2 separate regions of the Mus musculus genome follow, and region 2 is linked to region 1. A link is a loop called in an ENCODE intact Hi-C map of the cell type or tissue named here. Cell type or tissue: gastrocnemius. All regions are shown on one strand.

Region 1 (8,000 bases):
TAGTAGGATGAGGGTGGGTTGGAGTAGCAGTAGGGACCAGTGGGGAGCTTACTAATTGAAGACATTATGAGGCGGGGAACTAGAGTGACAGCAATATGTCTCCCCACCACTGTCTCCTCTAAAGGACTTACAGGAAGATACATCCAGTTAGCAATGCCAACCGGTAATGACTGGGAAGCTAAAGGAGGGATTGTCAGTCCAGTGAGGCCAGAGAAAGAGTTTGAAGAAAACAAGTGTATTTATAAAGTTCTGCAGTTTCCAAACTGATGCATTATCAGGGTACACGGTCTACACTGTCTGAGAGTCTATGGGTGAGGGAATATTTGAATGTCTGTGGATTATGCCGGGTGGTGGTGGTGCACGCCTTTAATCCCAGCACTTGGGAGTCAGAGGCAGGCAGATTTCTGAGTTTGAGGCCAGCCTGGTCTACAAAGAGAGTTCCAGGATAGCCAGGACTACACAGAGAAAACCTGTCTCAAAAAAAGAAAGAAAGAAAGAAAGAAAGAAAGAAAGAAAGAGAGAGAGAGAGAGAGAGAGAGAGAGAGAGAGAGAGAGGGAGGGAGGGAGGGAGGGAGGGAGGGAGGGAGGAAGGAAGGAAGGAAGGAAGGAAAGGAAGGAAGGAAGGAAGGAAGGAAGGAAGGAAGGAAGGAAGGAAGGAAGGAAGGAAGGAAGGAAGAAAGTCAGTCTGTGGATAAAAGAAAAAAAAGACCTTTTCATGGAACTTAATCTGTATTTCTCCCTTCAGTCCCTATAGATGGAGTATTGAGTAAGATAATGTCAAAAGTCCAATGTGTTTATCAGGAAGTTCTCATGAGGCCAATCCTGTTGTATCCCCCAAAGCAAGCTCGGGTGTGATGGTGAAGGGTTCTCAATAAATGGTTAGGGTTGAATTGATTGGAGCAGGACACCTGTGGTCTACCTCTGGCTATTTGAAGGGTAACCTCTCTATCCTCCATCCTATAACCATGGTTTACCAGGTGTCTTCCTCCTTGCCTGGCCCACCATGCTCTAATTGTTTTGTGTTACAGATAGCAATCTAGAGCCTGCAGGATAGCTCATCAGGTAAAGGTGCTGCCACCAACTGTGATGACCTGAGTTCAGTCGCTGGATCCCACAATGGCAGGAGAGAACAGTCCTGACAGTTGTCCTCTGAGTGTCACCTGTGCTCCATGGCACATACACAAACATAAATACAAAAACAAAACAAAAAACAAAATTAGAGATAGCAATTTAAAATACTTTCCCCTACATTTTCGATTTATTATTTATGAACTTAATATAGTCACTAGTCTTTCTTTGGGGAGTACATATGCTGTCAAATCCCCATTATGGGAATTTGAGCTGCCTTAAAAGGGCACTTTGAGCAATCAAAAGCCTCCATTTATATTTTGACAAGTATAAGGTAAACTTGTTCAATGTGTATGTTAGAAAGGGAAGCTGAGGGTGGGGTGGGCATGGTCTTCCAACTGCTGTGGATAGAGTATGTACAGCCATAAATGAAACTCAAGTCTCTTGATAAGCAGAGCCCCTCCCCAGGGCTCCTCAGCGCTCTGGAGCCCAGTGTGGTGGTTCTGGGCTTGTGTGGTCCTTGGCCTCCACTTGTCTTTGTTTTTGCTTAGAATGGGGTCATTCTTTCCTGTGAGACTAGCCTGGGTCAAGGTGGGTTTCATAGTTGGTTAATCATGCCGAGCGATCCCTAACATCTAAAATTCCCATAGCATCAGTCCTCGGAAAGATGGCTAAGTTTCACAGGCAGGGTGATTTCACAGGAACACCAGATTTCAACAATATATTCAGGCAATGGTCCCAAGCCTTGGGTAGAGAGACATTCTGCACTGTACTGGCTAAATATGAGGGGCACTTGGGCATTTCTGTCCCCATAGTGCATCGAGAGATGTTCTTTGTCTTCAAGTCACTATGTCCATCAGTGTACCCAAGGGAGTGAGTAGAGGCCATCTGAGAGTTAGGCTGTCAGGGAACCTTACTTTTTAGGAAAAAAGTTGCAAAAGCTAAAGACAAGTGGATTGGCATACTTATACAACCACTAGATGGCAATTTGGGCTTTCTGTTGCCACTGTTGACACCAATGTTGAAAATGTTTGGAATTTTTGAAACTTGATTAAGCGTATAAATGATCTCCACGCCCCCATCCAACTGGGGGCTTTGCGATCACAAGGCTCATTTGGAATTAGAATTATTCATCTTATCTAGGCCAGTGAAGGTGAAGAGTAACCATTTCTGAGCCTTTGTGAATTCATCTGCAAAATGGGGTGATTGGGCAGCTAGACATTCTTTCTGACAAATGTGCCTCCTCAAAGTGCTACCCACATGCAATCTTCCAAATTCTTACTCAGGAAATGCCAACCTTTTGAGGATCTATGAGGTACCCACACAAACACACACACACTTTATGAACGGTTGCTAATTATTTAACTCCTTTTTACAATCTGATTATGACCTTGGATGAGGAAACTGAGGCCTGGAGAAGTGACATAACTCGCTTCGCTGCCCAACGGCTAGCCTGAAATGCTCTGAAATCCAAGAGTGTATGTTGTTACAGTCCTCCCTTTCGTTGGCTGAGAAAAATCGATTTGAAAACGATGTTGCTTTTGAAATACAAACCCACTTTGTAAATCTAAAACCTTTGGTCCTATAAGAGAAGTAGATTTCCATTCTGTTTTGTTAAATATAGGATCTACCTGGATCTATCCAGATTTTGTTATTAGATATGTCTTTGTGAGGCTTTTCCAGGAGCCTGCCTCCCAGTTCCACATGTGGCTAACCAGCAGGCTCCATGTTCTGTCAGTCTCATGATTTCTCAAGCACAGTGTCTTTTCAAGACTGTACCGAATAGATTACATCAAGTAATCCCCAGGGGAATTTTCAAGGTCAGATCTGGTATTATCTGCGGGTGTGGGGCCATAATCTAACATAGAGTCTAATGTTAGAGGGGGTGGTCCTACCCAGAAGGTTTTTCTCTACCACTTAGCAGCTGAACTAAAGAAATACCACATTCTCCCCTGCCCTTGTGTGTGTGTGTGTGTGTGTGTGTGTGTAGCCAGTACATTTATGTTCACTTCTAACCAGTGTCTTGTTCATAAGAGTGGCTGTATTATATACTGTTTCAGGCTCTAACTGGGAAATGCCTTGATGCACACAGAGGTACCTTTAGGTAACTTCCTTTTCAATAACTATAAGGTTAGGAGAACTCACTAATAATACTTGTTCAGACGGCAGAGGGCAGTACAGCATCAGTTTATACGCCCCGTCAGTCAATGCAGCTGTGTTGGTTGTGAGCCTAGCTGAGCCACTTCTATAACCAGTCCCAGGCACTTACTCGGGCACTTTGAGCTCTGCATTAATCCCTACCCACTATAACACAAAGCAGTGCACATCTGTCTGCTCCAGGAGCTAGGAGGACAGCAGAAGTGTGGGCCACAGGCTGAGGATTCCCACCCCTTACCTATCTGTACTGGGCTGTTTTCTTTTTTAAAGAGCCCAACACTGTTTTACGTAAGCTTCAGGGATTTTTCTGAGAAAAGGTATGTGGCTCTCTAACATAAGAGGATTCACTAGCAAGGATACAACCTTACCATTATTTTTAACAAAATCAATTGCAGGGAGATGGTCTCTCTGGTTTTGCAAAAGAAACTCAAATGAAGGAAAACAGGAAGGATAAAGTGAAAGGAGCTGACAGCTGTTTCCCACTCTTAGCCATGACCCTGAGTAAATGCAAGCACTTAACAAATATTGACTAAGGCAGAGTAATATCTGCCCCTTAAAAGGGAAACAGGAAAGACTTTAATTAAGCCCAGTATGATGAAGCACACAGAACCAGATGGAGTGTTAGGAGTTCAAGGCCAGCCTGGTCTCCATAGTGAGTTCCGGACCAGCCAATGCTTCACAGTGAGACTCTGTCTCATGAGAAGAAAGAAAAAAATTTAGAAATTATTATAATTATCAAATTAATAAACAGGTTCTGTTAAGACTCCATTGCAAGATGGCAGTTTTAGAGGATTTAATTTTGTTTTATTAACCAAAACGATTGTTGTCCAGTAATGACTGTTTTATTTTTTTTAATAGCTTTTATTTTAGATTACAATATAATTATATTATTTCCCCCATTCTTTTCTTCCCTCCAAACTCTCTCACAAATCCTCCCTTGCTCTATTGTAGCCTATTTATTTATGTATTTATTTATTTTGGGTTTTTCGAGACAGGGTTTCACTGTATTGCCCTGCTGTACTGGAACTCACTCTGTAGACCAGGCTGGCCTCGAACTCAGAAATCTGCCTACCCCTGCCTCCCAAGTGCTGGGATTAAGGGCGTGTGCCACCACTGCCTGGCAACATTTAGCCTTTCTTATGGTTCCTCTAGCCTAATTGTTAGGAGTGAAACTAAAATTTACTTCATTAGGCATGAAAAAGTACCCAACTTTCCAATTGGCTTTTGCTGTTGCAAACATTTATCAAGGTTGGCTTTTAGGCTAGGGAGATTTTAAGTGTCTAGTCCTTATGCAACTGTTCTTCAGAACTGAGTGTGTTATAGCCCTAGGCCTCACAGACCTCCAGAGGTGGGGGTGTGGGTTTGTTCCTTTTTATGCATGTTGATATCTGGCATGGCTAGATAGATGACAGTGATAAGATTCCCAGAATCTATAAAGCTTCTGCATGACTCCCAGTGTTTTCTTTCTATGTAGTAGAAAGAAACCATCTTGTAGGTTGTATTTTAGGCCATTACCCTACAGTCTTGGGGTTGTGGGTTTGTTTTGTGTTGTGTTGTGTTGTGTTTGTTTGGTTTTCGTTTTGACAGGGTCTCACTTTGTAGCTATCCTGGAACTCATTATTTAGACCAAGCTGACCTGGAACTCACAGAAATTCTCCTGCCTCTGCCTCTGACTCCTGGGTGCTGGGATTGAAGGCACTGTGTTTTAGGATAAACACTTGTACAATAACTTTACTGTGGCTGAGGCATCTAGAGGAAGTGAGGAGTCCTTACAGGTGATAGGAGCATCTGAGGTGTGTGAAAGGCTGCCCTGCAGCTAAGCCTGCCTCATGATGACCTCTGGGCCCACACATCTCCTGGCCTTTCATTCCCGCTCACCTAAGTCCTGGAGCAGCGTGTGAGATGATGATTGGAGTGGCCAGGTGCGTGGCTGCTGTTTGGATCTGGGTCATGAGGAAAGGGAAGTCACTGGTATCTCCTCCTCCCTCAGAGGCAGGTCTGAAGTAATGAGTGTGCCTCAGACAGCACTTCCTGTTTCAGAAGAGCACTAGGCCAGGCCCTTCCCTGGGACTGCAAACGATAGCTCTCTCCTCCTCTGGCCACTGATAAGAGACCTGCCTCAGGACGGTGTGTATCTTGAGTCCGGGAGATCACGAGTACAGGCTTACCAAACAGAATCAACCCTTGGGTCCATGCTAAGCCTTACTAGTGTATACCATGAGTGAAAGGAGCAAGCAGACAGGCATCCTGGGTTCAGCCTACTGTGAGGCCTAAATCACATGGGTTTCTACTTCGATGCCTCAGATTCAGTCATAAACATGGCCTGACTCTACCTGTATCAGTGTTACAGTAAGTGTGGGGAGCTTGTTTCACGAGAAAGCCGGGCAGCAGGTAGAGAGCATCCGTTTTTGCCTCTCCCCACTCATTCTTTCCTAATAGAATCCTAGGTTTGTCAGATGTCTGTTCTCTGAATGGACACAGTGTCCTTCAGGCTCCAGGCTCAAAGGAGCAGGTCCAGGAACTGGTTTGTCGTGTAATGACATGTGACAAGAAATGGCTTTTGGGATATTTCCTCATTTCTGAGGAAGATGCACAAGAAGATAGCCTGGCATTTCTGTGATGTCTGGAACTGGAGAAGCCACAGAATCTAGAAGCAGTTGAGTTCACTGATTAAGCTCAGGAGCTCTTCTTAGTTTATATGTTAATAAACATTTTTTTTTATTGGTTTCTCTGAGCTAGATTTTGGGTTACTTAGAGGGGAAAGGATCCTGTACTATAAACAGGCAAGGATTGGCTCACAAGCAAAATATGTAGAAAGAACAAACAGCTTTGCCATCTTTGGACCATTTAACATGGATGGTGCAATAGAAGAGACAGCTCAGTTCTTGGACACCTGCCTTCACTCTCATAGGGGGCACACGAGAACATTTTCATCTCTTCAATCTCCAATAAATAAATATATATATTTTACTCCAAAGATCAGTATTAAGGACAGTAGACTATCTATACAATTTTGCTCTACTGCCCCAATTTATAAGAAATGATACTGTTTCAGGGTGTGGGTGTCTTTTCTCGCTTCCTATTCCTCTTGGCATATTTGTGAGCAGAGGGCAGATGGTTAGGGATAGAGAAGAGCTTGTGAAGAAAGGCTTTATGAAAGGTGTATCTGCGTAAGTCTTCCTACCTCCTCAGCTGTCGGGTGCTTCTCAGCTGTTATTCTCCAGTGTGTGTGTGTGTGTGTGTGTGTGTGTGTGTGTGTGTGTGTGTGTGTGTATGTGTGTGTAAATTATTAAAGAGTTGCCTGAAGAACTCTTTTACTTTGTTTGTTTTTCTGATAGAGCTTCTCTATGTAGCCCAAGATGATTTTTATATAGTATCAAATGTTGCATGAGATAGATCTGTTACGTTCTAACTAAAGAAATCATACAATTTCATCTCTGTTCCTTGGGGTTCCACTATGCAAACCCAGGTGACCTTGAACTCGGAGTCCTTCCTCCTCCACTTCCTGGAACTAGGATTATAGAATACCTCACGATGACAGCCCTATGAGATCCTTTAGTTCAATTCCTTTCTACACTGACACAATTCTCTTTCTTTGCTATGTCTAGAAGGGAGGAAAAAAAAAACACCGCTTCTAATGTCCCTTCTCATCTTTTGTTGTGCAAAGAATAATGTTTTGTTTTGTTAAAGTTGTATAGGAGAGACTTCTCCCAGTCATGCCCATGCCTGGCATGGTGGTGCTGCCTGCAGTCCAAGTAATTGGGAAGCAAAGGCGGAAGGATCAGGAGATCAGGGTCATACGTGATGATATAGGAAGTTCGGGGCTAGCCTGGGCTATGTGAGAACCCTCACTCAAACAACAAAACAAAACAAAACAACAGCTAAAGTAGGCGCATTATTCTCATACAGGGCTTCCTTTCGGGTATTACCTCCCTGATTTGCACTTTTCCGAATCCTAAAACATTCTCCCATTTGTCTCTTTACCCTTGGTATACTGTAGAAATTCTCAGAAGATTCCATTGCTCCTGTGAAACGTGAGGCATTGAGTTGCTACTTCTCTTCCCACCTCACTGGTAGTTTTCATTAAAAGCAGAAATCTTCCTCTACTTTATTCAGCCTCAACCATATGATTGGGGGGGGGGGGGCAGGGAGTCTATAAATGCTTGTTTTAATTTCAATGCTTTGGTAATTCAAAATGGCTTAAAGAATAGGGTATTTCTAACACAAAAGCTCAGAGATAAAACTGGTATTGGACCGAGTAAGTCAGCAGTGCATCAATATGTTTAGATTCCAGTTGCTCTTGTGTGTTTGTTCTGCTTTCTTTTCGGTCATTTCTCTGCCTATTTCCCTGAATGGTCCCAAGTCACCACCACCTGCAGGGAGAGGGCTTGTTTCTTCCTGTGGACTTTTTAAACAGAGGACTTTCCTAGTCCTTTAGCATCCACCCTTCATCCCTCGGATCGGAATCATACCATGGTGACTATGAACGCTTTTCAGGTACACAGACATAAAACAATGTTATAACATCCGGTAAGAGATATGCCCAAATTAATGACAGGGTAAAAGGACCAAAACTCAAGGATCTGACCTCATGGGTGACCGCTTCAGTTGGATATGGCTTCTGAAGTGCATGATGGGTAGGTGGTTGAACAAATTAGTGTTCCAAGCCAAGAAAATGTAGGGGGAGAAGATGGCAGGGGGCAGCTAAAGGAAATAGATTCGGGGTAGGCACCTTCAGTGTTAGAACACCTTCCCTGCCTTCATTTCCTCCCGTG
Region 2 (8,000 bases), 67 kb after region 1:
TGCAACATTACTGTGCAGGGCACAGAGATACATACTCTAGTTGTTTAATTTTGACAGGGACTGGAATTGAGCCCATAGACTCAGGCTCATTTTCCTGTCTACTTTTTCAGGGCATGCTTGATGGCCTGTCCAGGCAATGGAAACAAAGGGCTCTATTTTCAGAGTCAGAAGGTCTGTCCAGCTGCGCAGCTTTGGACAGGGATACGTAATCTTGGCTTATGGATATAACAAACTGCAAGGGCTGTTGGAAAGATGACTATGTAAATCATTTTGTGGGTGTCTAGTACCTAAGCAGGACTCAATGGGCAGATATTTCCATTGAAAACATGTAATAGCCAAAATCGCTTCAGTCACAGGAGCTCTGGGTGGCTAGGTTTTTTTTTTTTTTTTTTAATCTTTGTCACAGTTCTCTGGTTCTTAGCAGCACTTCAGCCTGAGCTTCTCAGCGCTTTCCCTGGAGCTCTGACTGCTGGTGTGCGCCTGTGTAGCCTGGGGTTTGTTTCTCTGGAGCCACTAGCGTTCAAATGTTCCCTCTGCACCCACATGTCCTCTGTGATGGACTAGAAAGGGCACTAATTGGAACTGGAAGGCATGGGTTTGAAGGCGGACTTTATCGCCCCGCCTCCAGCACGTCTTGTTTTGGTCTCGGCCTTTGGTAGGTAACACATTACCTCACTAGGTTGCAGCAAGGTTACACTACCAGGTCTGTCTCAACAGATGCCTGTTGACTCTGTGGATCCCAAGCACTTCTTACCCAGGCATTTTACATTTCCCACAAACTCCGGACTCCCTCGACTGCTTTTGTAGCTCAGATGGGGGTGGGGACGCTTATCTGCGTTAAGACTGAATCTGGAATCCCTAAGTGGTGAGTCAGTACCGTCCTGAACAAACGCTCACCCTTTAGGAAAGGTGGGGCTGTTTTCTGCCTCGTCGGGGCTTAGACTCTCTTACCTGGGTCTTGAGTTTAAGGGTTGGCTCTTAAGGGATCGTAGGGGACCACGGGGAGTCGAGCTGATCCCGCATACACGCTGCCCTGAAGGGTTGCTCTCGACTTCCTTTCCAGCCCTGCAACCCCTTACCCACTCCTCCTAGTCACAGACCAGGGGGCTGCACGCTGGCTGCTGGCTGCAAGGACTTGCAACACCTGGTGCTGGCTGCAGCCCTCCGGGCAGCTGTCTGCTAGGCTGGCCTGCCGCCTGCCCCTGCCCCTCAGCCGGGCACTTAGGGACTATCCCCGGTGAAGCCTAGGGGTGAGTTGGGAAGAGGCGGGACAGCGCTCCGCCGCGCGCGCAGTTTAAACGCGGGCACGTGGGCCTCATTGGTGAGCGCCTTGCGGTTGGGCGGGGCCAGGTGCTGCATTCCTGCACCTTTGCTGAAGGCTAGACCCAGGTGTTCGTAAGGTTGTCCAGAGGGCCACTAGGAATTTTTCCTTGAGCCATTCACAACGCCCCCCCTCCCAGTAAATAAAGGGAGTTGTTTCTGTAAAACAAACAAACAAACAAACAAAAAAAAAAAAACCCAAAAACTCCCTAAGGTACTTGGGGGGCGAACCGCGGACCCTGAAATCATGCCTGGTTGCTTTAAATTTGCATTTTTACTAAGGAAAGAAGTAAAAGCAGAAGCCCCTACTACATGCGTATAATAATTGGACGTTCCGGGTTAAGAACACTTATAACGAAATGCTGTTGTAAGTAGTGTAGCTTCAAAAATGTGTTTAAGGAAACAAAATTTAAGGCTGGAGAGATGACTCAGCCATTAAGGCTAGGCTCACAACCGAAAATACAAGAAAAAGAAATTTAGCCACACAGGTATGGTGGTGCATGCTTTTAACCCCACCTTTCAGTGAGTAGAAGCAGGCGGATCTTTGTGAATTCAAGGCCAGCCTGGTCTACATGATGAGTTCTAGGACAGCAAGAGTTACATAATGAGACCCTATCTATCTATCTATCTATCTATCTATCTATCTATCTATCTATCTATCTATCTATCTATCTATCATCTCTGTCTAGTTTTTAAAGTGAATTTTGTTGGAGCATAACAAAGACCAGATAGTCGCGTGCTGCCACACCTGGCTGTACCTATTCATTGTCAAACACACCTGGTCCATTGCCAAGGTGGTTCGCAGTAGCTTTGTAACCTACCAAAGCAGAACAAAACGGATTCTCAAGTTTTCTCTCCCCATTTCTTTTCATTTTCCAGTCCAGAGCACAACCACCAGAAGACACCAGAAGGAAGCCAGTGTTGGAAAAACTTGGCACTCTTTTTACGGCTGGAAGGAGAAGGAACACCAGGAACGGATTAGAGAGTCCCACCAACTCAAATAGCAAATCGGCCTCTGCTAAAGTCCCAAAAACAGGGAGTGAGAAAACTAAGGCTCAGGACAACCAACTAAAGGCAACCGACGCTGGCGAGGCGGGCCCCAGGCAGGAGGCTGAGGGCCAGCCCGTTGAGAGCTGTGTTCAGGCAACCCCCTGCGACGCCGAACAGTCACCTTGCTCCAGCATCAATGTAGGGGTTGTGCAGCAGTGCCACAGCAATGATTCAGCCCAATTAGAACCTCTACAGGCAGAGGGAGAGACTTTCCCAGATGCCACCACCGCTGCCAAAGAGCTGCTGCATTCCTCACCAGGGAATCGCTCCAGGCAGGAGAGCGCAGAGACGCCCGCCCGCAGTCCGGGGGAGGAAGCGTTGCCTGGCGCTGGCCTCCAACCAGAGACAGCGAGAGGTGTGTCGGGGTCGCCGCCAGAGGAGCACCTCGTGGGAGGAGTAGGAGAGGCCCCCGACGGAGCCCCCGGCGTGGGTGCCGAAGCGGGCTCTCTGGGGGCCCCGGGGGACGCGGTTCCTCCAGGTGAGCCTCCCGCCCAGGACGCAGAGACCAGCCGCACAGCCGGGTCGGTCGACCGCGCGCATCCCACCAAAGTGCTAACGTTGGACATCTACTTGAGCAAAACTGAGGTGGCTCAGGTGGACGAGCCGGCCTCGATTGCTCCGGGGACAGACGACTGCGAGGATTCGGACGACATGGAAAAGAGGTCAAGCGGCCGCCGGTCTGGTCGGCGGAGGAAGTCGCAGAAATCCACCGACTCCCCGGGTGCGGATGCGGTGGCTCCCGAGAGTGCGGCCAAGGACGAGGCGGTGTTCGACGACGAGGTGGCGCCAGACGCTGCGGCTGAGAACTGCTTGGCGGAAAGGAAAGTGAAATCGGTACAAGCGGTTCCCGACGGAGGCGCAGCCCCGGTCGCCTGCCCGGAGCCAAAGGCCAGCTCCTGCCCCAGAGGGCAACCCCGAGGGGAACCGGACCGCAGCAAGCCCCTGTCGCCCACCAAGCGGAAGGGTCGCAGCCGTGTCCCCGAGGCGGTGCCCAGCTCGCCCGGCAGTGGCTCGCGCGCTCCCGCCAAGGAGTCCCCACCCAAGAGGGCGCCCGCTGCGGCGGACAGCGGCGAGGAGGCGGGCCGCGTCGTCCCGCGCGAGCTCACCGTCAAAAGCAGCTCGTTGCTGCCCGAGATCAAGCCAGAGCACAAGAGGGGTCCTCTGCCCCACCACTTTGATAGCCGGGGCGACGGGGGTCGCAGCAGGGGAACAGGAGCGTCCGACGCCGACGGCCTGAAGCCCAGGAACCAGTTCGGTGTGGGCAGGTCTACTGTGACCACCAAAGTGACCCTGTAAGTAGCTGCGGAGTCAGTTTGAGCAGGGGGCTGTTTAGGGTTGTATGGTTGGTCTGTAACCTGTATATTTTTTTTTTTCCTGTGAAAACTTCAAAGAGAGAAAGAACTGTTTGTAGAACTAAGGCTTGGGGTGTGACACATTTGGCAGCCTCCGCCGCTAATTCCTGCTTTAAGAACTAAGTTAAATGAATGCGAAAATAGGATCTATCCCTTGAGGCACTGTGTTTACCTAAACAGCAGAGATAAGACTTAATGGCTTGATAGAGCCAATTATATTCTTTATCCAAAGTGTACAGGGGTATTTCAGGAGCCAGCAGTATTTTGAGTGTGGCCCAGTGGCATTGACAGGAAAGACTTTTAAGAGAACTTTATTATAGGGTTAGTACATTGTTGTCCTAAAGCAAGCATTAAGGACATCTCTAATAATCCCCCCCGCCCCCCCCAACCCCCCGTCGGTGATCTAGTAAGCACTTTTGTTTCTGAGCTGGAAATGACTTTTCTCTTATTGAGATGATCGGCGTTGTTACTGAAAATTTCCTAAGTGAAAGGACACAAAACAACAGACTGTACCTACTCGCTTGCAAGTTTAGCAATTTCGCAAGTATCTACTAAGTGCCCTTTGTTCTGTGTGCTGTGGGGGGAGATGAGCCATACCTGTGATGCAGCCTGTTGCCCTCACCATTTAAGTCCCCCTTGTGGCAGCAAGGAGCATACAAATCAAATTAAAAGGGCCGGGTGGATTTTGCCATTGTAAAGGTTCTGGAAGTACAGGACAAGAAGTCACCGGTTTCCTGGAGGAGCCTGGGCTTGTGGTTTGATGGTAACTGATTTGTGTGGCTAGGAAGCCCAGGAGGGCTCTCTGTAGAACTGAGCTCAGGCCGTGACTCTTCCCAGCAGGTGGAAATAATTAAGTTCTCAAATTCTTCCTATTTTTGATTCACAAACTGATCAAAAAGGCCCATCATTTGCAGCATTATCATTTTTGAACTAAATGGTTTCATTCTATTTGATGTCCTAAAAAGACGTAAGGTTTGAAACAGGTCTGTCTGGAAGCTAGGAGGAAAATGTGCTTAATGAATAAGGTTGAACTGTCTCACCAGCTGGCAGCCTGGAGACCTTTGACATAATCAGCTATTTATTCTGTAACGGTAGCGTCAGGAAAATTTCCCCACTGAATGATGCCCATTATTTGTGGAAGACGAGTGTGACGGAACACAGAAACCTGCTAAGCCTAGCTAGGAGAAACGCTGCAGGACTAAATCCAGGCTGGCCGCTCCACCTGTCATCCAATCAGAAGGCACCAGTGGAAAAACCAGAAATGTTACACTGTTAAGGGATCAGTAAACAAGTTCTGGAAGGGATCTTACAATGGAACTCTTCTTTGGGTCTGCATCCTACCAGAACTGAGCCAAGTGTCTTTTTTTCTCACTACCGGTCACTTCTTTTTAAACCGTTTTCCTCACCACCCGTCTTTTTAAATTTTCTTTTGAACTGGCAAACTAATGAAGTGGAAAATTAAGAATTTTATCTAGTTCTTTGGCCTATTTCTGTCAATCTGACAGAGGCTTTCAGACCTTTAGTCCTGTTATGGCTGGATTTTTAGAAAGATATTAACTGATTGTAGTTTGGTGTGGTGTGGTTTGGTTTGGTTTGTTTGGTTTGTTGGTTTTGGTTTGGTTGGTTTGTTGGCTGGTTGGTTGGTTGGCTGGCTGGTTAGTTGGTTTGTTTGGTTGGTTGGTTGGCTGGATTTTTTTGATGGGCTCACCTTGTAGCCCAGGATGGCTCCTAACTCACTGTTTAGCCAAGGCTGGCCTGAAACTCAAGGCTTTTCTCTCCCAAATGACAGGATTGAGATCTGAGCCTGGTTTGGGAAAGAAAAATTAAAATAAGATTGTATCACCTAAAAAACAATGACTTAATCCTGTTCAAAGACTGATTTCTGCACGTTCTCTCCCAAACACTGAGATTCGAAGAGGGATGTGTTTAAGGCAGGGAGGCACTTCCTTTTACAGTGTAGCTGTGGCTTTTTTCACTCCCTCTCACCTCATAATGAAGGCATTACAACATGCATTAGAGGAGCCTGCCTTTTAATCAGCCCCAACTGGGTTAATTGCAGTGACTCTTGGTAACACAAGTTAATGGTAGAGAGTTGGGTTGTAAAAGGTATTTTGATCTGGTGTAAATCTTTAATGAGCAGATGTGCTTCCCATGGGGAGCCGGGGGCTCACCTGGACATTCTCCTTGCACATCCCAAGATGTACTTTGATGTCTACTTCGGTGATGCTCTCTTCCTGTGCTGACTGGTCCGCTCTTTCTTTTTTTAAGATTCCTCAGATTGTCACCTTTGCTCATTAATTAATTAACACAGCAATAATTAATTAACACAGCATTTGCAAACACTGTGTTTCTGATGGACCTGATATCTCACTGAACACCCCCATCTCCCATCCCCCATCCCCTCCACGTTCAACACACACACACACACACACCATTGATAAGGAAAGCGGCTGCGGGGCTCCAGGCCCGTCTAGTCTGACCACATACTGTAATGTGGCTTCTGAGACATGAGCTCCTGCTTCAAACCCAGGCCTTGTCACCAGCTAGGTGACCTCAGAGGAGTCACCTACCTTCTCTAGGTCTCAGCTTTCTCTCTTTAGAAAAGAACAGGCAAGTTGTACATTGGGTAAACCAAATTAAATAACTTCCCAAGTGCTTGGCAAACGGTGGTTTTCATTTGGCTACAAACTGACAAGCTCCTCTGCCTGCCCTGAGGAATGTTTATATAAAATGGTTCATAAAACAAAAAAGTGGGAGTGGCTCTGTCTGAAAGCAGCCATGGGGAGCCTTCTGGTCCTGTAGCCTCTGTTAGCCCTCAGTGTAACCCCTTAAGGGGACTTCCAAAATTCCCTTAACCATAAGTTTTGTGTGAAATAAAAACTAATTCTGTTCTAAATTATGTAGGGGTTTTGTTTTGTATTACCTTTTAAGTTACAGATACAAAAGAGAGCAATGGGCCAGATATGTGAAATGCCTTGGCTAAATTCACACAGATATTAGTGTGAGAGCCAGGACTGAGGCCAAGGCAGGCAAATGCCAACACAACACATTCTGCTATTGTGAAAGAACACATTGTGTACACTAAAGACATTATTCCCAGTAATAAGTAATTAGACCTAAGAAATGTGAATGAGCTGGGAGACTCTGCCCTAGACACATTAACAAAGTCAGTTAACAAATTATGGTATAGCCGTATGGTTAAAAAATTTGCTTCTACTAATGTTTGTGTAAAATTCCAAGGAAGTCAGTCTTAGGACCCTGGAAGTTATAATGTTAACTCATCCTTTTGTCTTAGCAAAAGGCAAGCAGCCAAGCAAGCCCTATGAACACTGCCATTTTCATTCTAGTAAAATATTTATGCATATGAAACCACTGGGAATAAGGCAGAATGCTGATGAGCAGCAGGTTTAGGAAAGATTTAAAAACACTTTCCATGTTCAGAGGGACAGCTCAGTGGATACAGTGTGAGGACCTGAGACCCATAGAAAAGGTGGTCATGGGAATGAGTGTCTCTAATCCCAGCATTCCCGTAGTGAGATGGAAGATGGAGCCAAGAAAAGCTTGGCAGCTCCCAGACCTGACAACTTGGGTGTGCAGTGCTGAACATCGAGAGACTGTCTCAGCAAAGTCGAACCTTGACACCCATGGTTGTCCTCTGACTTCACACATGCATGCATGCATGCATAAATACATACTGCGCATTTAAAATATGGGAAGGCATTAAGTATTTAAATTTGTTCCTTATACCTTGTAATGTCTGCCAGTTCAGTGCCACTCACTGTGAATGAATATGAATACTTGGTAAATTAATAGTTTCTTAGATTTATAGTCTCATCTGTCATATGTAGGTAAGATACTTTATATTAAAAATATGTGCTAGTGTTTGTAGGATTGTTTAGGAAGTTTCATGGGAAAGCAGATACACACCAGGGGATGCGGACTTTGTGGTCTCTTTGGCAGCTGGTTTGTATGTCGACTTAACACCAGGCTGCTAACTGCCCTGTTGCTTTGTCCTTGCAGCCCCGCCAGACCCAAACATGTGGAACTAAATCTGAAAACTCCGAAGAATCCTGACAGTTTGGGAAATGAGCACAACTCATTTAGCCAGCCAGTTCATAAGGGGAACACAGCCAACAAAATCTCCTTATTTGAAAACAAGCGGGCTAACAGTAGCCCCCGCCACCCCGACGTCCGTAACACAAGGAACAATCCTCCCTCTAGTAAGACATTTGTTGGGAGGGCGAAGCTGAACTTAGCCAAAAAGGCCAAAGAAATGGA

The links. Hi-C counts contacts between places; a loop is a spot of excess contacts. Peaks named below come from ENCODE experiments on the same cell type or tissue, not always from the same donor. Only the 100,000 strongest peaks of a DNase experiment are listed, where the experiment ranks them.
Region 2: a loop joins it to region 1, with 2.4 times the contacts of the local background. A loop is called at or near these places in 10 of 42 quality-filtered maps.

The regions. Positions count from the first base shown.
Region 1 is chr10:44,066,566-44,074,565 of GRCm38, reverse strand. All of the region lies in intron 1 of Crybg1 (crystallin beta-gamma domain containing 1), which reads left to right. Among named protein-coding and RNA genes, the nearest start is that of Crybg1, 78 kb to the left of the region's middle. In gastrocnemius, a CTCF peak has its summit at 3,242 (motif pointing right); a DNase peak (open chromatin) is centred at 3,256.
Region 2 is chr10:43,999,090-44,007,089 of GRCm38, reverse strand. It overlaps Crybg1 (crystallin beta-gamma domain containing 1), which reads left to right. Exons shown (of 22, transcript NM_001368305.1): 3 at 2,200-3,662; 4 at 7,743-8,000. Among named protein-coding and RNA genes, the nearest start is that of Gm40636, 35 kb to the right of the region's middle. In gastrocnemius, CTCF peaks have their summits at 3,141 and 4,353 (motif pointing left); DNase peaks (open chromatin) are centred at 1,211, 2,707, 3,285 and 7,308; H3K4me3 peaks cover 3,676 bases; H3K27ac peaks cover 1,352 bases.